Regions from separate parts of the Homo sapiens genome. Here region 2 is linked to region 1. Evidence: chromatin contacts called from ENCODE Hi-C data. All regions are on one chromosome and are shown on one strand. Each heading gives the region's core, a stretch centred on a gene start or an enhancer-like site at or near the end of the contact. The rest is flanking DNA. Distances are from core to core; before and after follow the strand shown.

Region 1 (3,211 bases), core at 205-2,704:
CAACAACAACAACAAAAATAAGGTCAGAGGTTTATCAAGGTACATTATAGCTGGGTGTGAGAAAACACAAAGTCCTGCAGCCTAAAAGACCAGGAATCGCTGGTGATCACAAGGAGCTACAGTGGCTTCATTCCCAGATTCTACCTATGCCTGGGATTTGCGTTTTGAGATTTCCCAGAACTCTGTCTACAAGACCTTGGCTGCAAGGAGGCAGTCCACAAGTGCAACTGGTCACTCCAATAGATGAGAAAAGGATGCACCCAGGCTGGTATCCCACATTCTGCCAACACATGGAACATAAGTCACAGAACAGAATAAAATTCCTGAATCCCAATAAGAGAGGAAGAAAAAAGTGCAGGGAAGAGAAATGGAGGTAGAGAAGGAGAAACTAAAGTCATGAGAAGTCAGAGACATATCAGAAGGGACTAGAGGGCGAGAACGCAGGCTAGCACAGATGACAGCAGGGGCTCCCCTTTACTGAAATGTACAGCGGCAGGCACCGTGCTTAACTTTACATGCACTGACCCATTTAATCCTCTTACCAAGCCAGAGGTAGAAACTATTCTCATCTCCATTCCACTGGTGATGAAACTGGAGCGGAGTGAGGTAGGGCACTTGCCCCAGCACAGAGCTAGGAAGGGGCCGCTGGGACCTGCCCGGCTCTGACTCCAGGACACCCCATCCTTTAACACTTACTACCTATTCTGCCTCCCATGCCTTCAAATAGGATTGGGAAAGGAGTCATTCACTTATCCACTCATCGAACACTGAACACCAACTGGATGAGTGTCAAGGCCTGGGGCCAGGCGCCGGTGGGCGGATGTAAGGGACGCGGGCTGCGAGTGGGGGACAGAACACGACGTCAATCTTAAGGCGAAGGAGCAGAGCCCGCGGCCAGACCGGCAGCCGGGATGCAGGGTGGGGCCGGGGGCCGAGGGCGCGGGACGCGCAGCGGAGGCCTGAGGAGGGGCGGGCGGCCCCTGTTCCCCGCTGCGGACCGCCGGATTCTGCGGGCGGCGAGCCAGGCGCTCCGTGTGTTGTGGCATTTAGTGTCCGCCACTCCGCGCGGGCGAGACCGCGGGCGAGGGAGACGGGGCGGACGGGCATGGAGACCCTGCGGGGCTGAGGCAAGGGAAGAGTGGCCCGGGGGAGGCCGAGGAGGGGCTCGGGGCCAGGCGTCGGGGGCGTCGGGGGCGTCGGGGCCGCTTGCGGCGTCGCCGGACTCACCTCCCGCGGCAGCCCCTCCGGACTCGTCGGCCCCGCCGGGCCGGAGGAGGCGGGATGGACTCCGGGCCGCGGGGGCTGCCGGGAGCCTGTTCCCTGGGCAACGGGGCCGGCACCGGGGCCAGCACCGAAGAGCAGCAGCTGGCTCCGCCGGGGGCTAGAGCGGCAGAGCCACAAGTGGCAGCGGGCGGGGCGGACGTGACGCAAATGCGTTTCCGGTGGGGTGGGCGGGGCTTCGCGTCTCCTTCTACGGATATCTGTGGACCTTATGGAAGGTGCGTGAGATCGGTTCCTTTCCCGGGGTGGGGTGGCTGTGAATGTTACTGCTTAGGCCGCAGGTTGGACCAGAAGCTCAGGAGCTCCCCGGATTACATGAGGTTAAATGGAGGTCCTCTGTCTTACCCCAGCCTAGCCCGCAGGCCCCTCGCAGCCTCTGCGAGCTGCTCGGGAGACAGTTTTGCCGAGCCTCCGTTTTTTCACATGTGCAGTGACAGATGAACGGGACGATATACGCAAATGAGTGTCAGCAGATCCGACATCCAAATTGTAATTATTGTCACTATAAATTAGTACTAACAGAGTTCACTGGGTACCAAGCCTTGCATGCTCATCTCGTCCAGAAACTCCTCTCTGAACTGCCCTCAGTCAGAACATTCTGCTTGTAATGAAAGCTGGCTTTCGCCTAGTGCTCAGTTTGCTGAGTACTGCTCCAAGCACTTTAAGTGGATCATCTCATTTGAACCTCACAGTGGTCCCATGAAGTAATGTCAACCCCATTTTGCAGATGGGGAATCGAGGCTCAGAGGGGATAAGTAACTTAGCCACTGTGCCCTCACCCTACCCTGTCCTGTGACGCTGATGACTGGTCTGTCTTTACCAGCCCTTGAGTTTCTTGAAGTCAGTTATGTTTTTGGTTCCTAAATATGTGCCCCGTATGAGTCAGGCTGACCATGAATCAGATGTGATCCTGCCCTCAGAATCTCCTGTTGGGGGGAAAACCCTTAGACAATTATAGAACAGGTGGTAAGAGCTATTCCTCCATTTACCTCATTTTATGCAAAGCCTCCTATGTGTGGAAGGTTTGAAAGAGAACGAGACATAGTTCCTACCCTAGTCGAATTTCCAGTTTAGCAGGGAATATAGACATTAAACAAGCAAATACACTCCACTGGTGAATATCATGATAGCAGAATTATAGGGTGTACCACATATCTAGTGGTGAGTCGTAACCCAACCTGGGGGATCCAGGAATACTTCTCTGTGGAAATGACTTTCTAAAAACCTAAATCAGATAATTTCACTGCCCTATCCAGAGCTCATTGCTCACTCCCCATTGTATTAGGTTGGTGCAAAAGTAATGGCAATTTTGGCTGTTAAAAGTAATGGCAAAATCTGTTACTTTTGCACCAAGCTAATACTTAGAAGTCCAAACTTCATTTTTTTATTTTGTTTTGTTTTGTTTTGTTTTGTTTTGTTTTTGAGACGGAGTCTCGCTCTGTCACCCAGGCTGGAGTGCAGTGGCGCGATCTGGGCTCACTGCAAGTTCCGCCTCCCGGGTTCACGCCATTCTCCTGCCTCAGCCTCCTGAGTAGCTGGGACTACAGGCGCCCGCCACCACGCCCGGCTGATTTTTTGTATTTTTTTAGTAGAGATGAGGTTTCACTGTGTTAGCCAGGATGGTCTCGATCTCCTGACCTCGTGATCCGCCCGCCTTGGCCTCCTGAAGTGCTGGGATTACAGGCGTGAGCCACTGCCCTCGGTCCAACTTCTTATCTTGGCCTATTAGGTTCTAGTTGTCTGATCACCTACTCACGCACTAGTCCTTTTCTGTCTATTTCATTCCAGCACACTGGTTTTTTTGTTTGCTTGTTTGTTTTGTTTTGTTTTCTGTTTTTTGAACTCACCAACCTCATTATCATAATTAGGGCACATACTACTGACCTACCCTATTTCTGGCTTTTCATCATTCAAATCTCAGCCTAAACGA
Region 2 (3,211 bases), core at 712-3,211, 1.6 Mb before region 1:
GAGTCTTGCTCTGTTTCCCTGGCTGGAGTGCAGTGGCGCCATCTCTGCTCACTGCAAGCTCCGCCTCCCGGGCTCACGCCATTCTCTCACTCAGCCTCCGGAGTAGCTGGGACTACAGGCACCCACCACCACACCCAGCTAATTTTTTTGTATTTTTGGTAGAGACGGGGTTTCACCGTGTTAGCCAGGATGGTGTGGTGATCCGCCCGCCTTGGCCTCCTAAAGTGCTGGGATTACAGGCGTAAGCCACCGCGCCTGGCCTCTGTAAGGCTTTTTGAATCTTTGGCATGATTTTTTTCTCATCACTTTTGGAAAATTCTCAGCCATTAGCTCTTCAGATATTTCTGCCTCACCTCTTTAATTTCCTTCTAAGATACCAATTACCCATATGATTGGTATCTTTCCTGCTGTATCCCTCTTATTTTCTGAATGGCTTCTTCGATCTTGCAGTTTATTCTTTAACTGTCTAATCTGCCAAATCCATCCAATTTTTTGTTTTGTTTGTTTGAGACAGAGTCTCGCTCTGTCGCCCAAGCTGGAATACAGTGGCGCCATCTCAGCTCACTGCAGCCTCCACCTCCAGGGTTCAAGCGATTCTCCTGCCTCAGCCTCCCAAGTACCTGGAATTACAGGTGCGCACCACCACCACACCCAGCTAATTTTTGTATTTTTAGTAGAGAAGGGGTTTCACCATGTTAGCCAGGCTGGTCTCAAACTCCTGAACTCAAGCAGTTTGCCTGCTTTGGCCTCCCAAAGTGCTAAGATTACAGATTACAGGCCTCCCAAAGTGCTGAGCCACTGCGCCCAGCCTCCATCCAATTTTTATTTGGCTTTTTTTTTTTTTTTTTTTTTTTTGAGATGGCGTTTCACTCTTGTCGCCCAGGCTGGAGTGCAAAGATCTCGGCTCACTGCAACCCCTGCCCTCCGGGTTCAAGTGATTCTCCTGCCCCAGCTTCCTGAGCAGTTGGGATTACAGGCGCCCACCACCAAGCCCGGCTAATTTTTGTATTTTTAGTAGAGATGGGGTTTCGCCATGTCGGCCAGGCTGGTCTTGAACTCCTGACCTCAGGTGATCCGCTCGCTAAATTTTTTTCTTTTATGATTTCTAGTTCTCTACTGGAAAATATTTCTGAAAAAAAAAATATATATATATATATATATTTTTAAGACTATTAAGCCCAGTGTCTGGAGCCCCTGTGGAAGTTTTATATTATCTGCTGAGAAGAATATGCACAGAATACAGACATAAAAATATGCAGAGCAGGCCGGGCGCGGTGGCTCAAGCCTGTAATCCCAGCACTTTGGGAGGCTGAGGCAGGTGGATCACCTGAGGTCAGGAGTTCAAGACCAGCCTGGCCAACATGGTGAAACCCCGTCTTTGCTAAAAATACAAAAACTAGCTGGGCTTGGTGACCAGCGCCTGTAATCCCAGCTATTCAGGAAGCTGAGGCACGAGAACCGCTTGAACCCGGGAGGCGGAGGTTGCAGTGAGCCGAGATCGCGCCACTGCACTGCAGCGTGGGCGACAGAGTGAGACTCCGTCTCCAAATATATATATTTTATACATGCAGAGCTAAATAATTAACAATAGAAAGGGACAAGACACACCACTGAAATGGGAGACTTGACTTAGTCTTTAACGTCACAGTAAAGAGGGTCCCTTTTCTTAGGTTAACCAACCCTCCCGGTATGTCTAGAACTTTCCTAGTTTCAGCGTTGAAGGTCCCGCGTCCCAGGAAACCCATCAGTCGTGGGAAGATGTGGAGGATTAGCCAGCCCACAGTGACACACGCGGGCACACCCCTAACGCACCCTCTCCCCGCCCCTTCTTGCCTGCGACACCAGGCGGCCGCCGGGGGCGCTGTGGTGCGGAGGCGCCGCTGGGGAGGCACTCTGGCCTTGCGGCGTCTCTGCTGCTTCCGCCTTCCCGGCATCCCCTGCGCGCGCCTGCGCGCTCGGTGACCTTTCCGAGTTGGCTGCAGATTTGTGGTGCGTTCTGAGCCGTCTGTCCTGCGCCAAGGTGAGTACGGGGACCTGGACCTGGCTCCCGAGGTGCGAGACGGCGGGGGCGGGAGGGCGAGAAGCCGCCTTGGCCCCAGCTGATCTTGGGGTTCCACCCCTCCGCCGGCACGCGCCTGCTTTTCTGCCCGGCTTTCCCTTCTCTGAAGGGAGGTAGGCCAGGGTCGGTTGCCAGAGGGAAGCATCGCCTAGGCCTGCGCCGCGTTTCCCTCCTTGGCCTTAACGCGCTCAGTGCACCTGAATTCTCCCACGGTTTTGACAGGGAGCGTACCTTGGCCTTGAGAGGTTCAGCTGCCTAACCCAGAGGCTACGCAGAGTTAGAGAAGCCAGAGTCCAAGCCAAGAACTCTGACTCCACATCCAGTCCCTTCTCTCCTTTATAACTCAAGTTTCCTTGCGCCACACTGCCCTCCACGTTATGCTGTACATGACAACTTGGGTGAGGCAACAGGGAAGCTGAAAAGAGATCATACGGTGCTGAATGAAATTGTATGGAACTCGCGGGTCAGACATTTCCCATTTCCAGTGTCAGGTAATAGTTCGCCCTTAATGTAATGTGCCAAAACTTTGCAGACTTAAGTGGATACAGTAGACACACGTTTGGCCTATGAATAAGATGGATTTTTAAAAGGTCTGGTGCTGTAAAACTGACACACACAGCTAGGAAATGTGCCTGGGCAGAATGGACTCAAGAAAGGGGCCGGCCGGGCGCGGTGGTTCACGCCTGTAATCCCAGCCCTTTGGGAGGCTGAGGCGGGCGGATCACGAGGTCAAGAGATCGAGACCATCCTTACCAACATGGTGAAACGCCGTCTCTACTAAAAATACAAAAATTAGCTGGGTGTGGTGGCAGGCACCTGTAGTCCCAGCTACTCGGGAGGCTGAGGCAGGAGAATCGCTTGCACTCGGTAGGCGGAGGTTGCAGTGAGCCGAGATCGCGCCATTGCATTCCAGCCTGATGACCGAGTGAAACTCCGTCTTAAAAAAAAAAAAAAAAAAAAAAGTAGGGGCTGTCGTTTTATTATGTGTTGGGAATATGTAGCTGGGCGCGGTGGCTCACGCCTGTAATCCCAGCACTTTGGGAGGCCGAGGCGGGCGGATCACGAGGTCAAGAGATCGAGACCATCCTGACTAACACGGTGAAACCCCGTCTTTACCAAAAATACAAAAAATTAGCCCAGTGTGGTGGCACG

Evidence for each region. A loop is a pair of places that touch in the nucleus more often than their neighbours do. Pooled maps may share reads with other maps.
Region 2: a map of CD8-positive, alpha-beta T cell shows a loop between it and region 1 (31-fold over the local background). The contact joins the promoter of ATP5MJ here to the promoter of CINP in region 1. A Hi-C loop is called at or near these places in 2 of 168 maps with a recorded cell type or tissue (CD8-positive, alpha-beta T cell and naive thymus-derived CD4-positive, alpha-beta T cell), 1 of 37 single-sample maps with no recorded cell type and 10 of 50 pooled maps.

The regions. Positions count from the first base shown.
Region 1 is chr14:102,361,133-102,364,343 of GRCh38, reverse strand. It overlaps CINP (cyclin dependent kinase 2 interacting protein), which reads left to right and starts at 1,454. Exons shown (of 5, transcript NM_032630.3): 1 at 1,454-1,499. The coding sequence starts at 1,493. TECPR2 (tectonin beta-propeller repeat containing 2) reads right to left here and starts at 1,403. Exons shown (of 20, transcript NM_014844.5): 1 at 1,228-1,403. RefSeq lists silencers at 870-959, 1,000-1,409.
Region 2 is chr14:103,920,279-103,923,489 of GRCh38, reverse strand. ATP5MJ (ATP synthase membrane subunit j) reads left to right here and starts at 1,961. Exons shown (of 4, transcript NM_004894.3): 1 at 1,961-2,020. RefSeq lists silencers at 1,768-1,937, 1,824-1,996 and an enhancer at 1,631-2,306.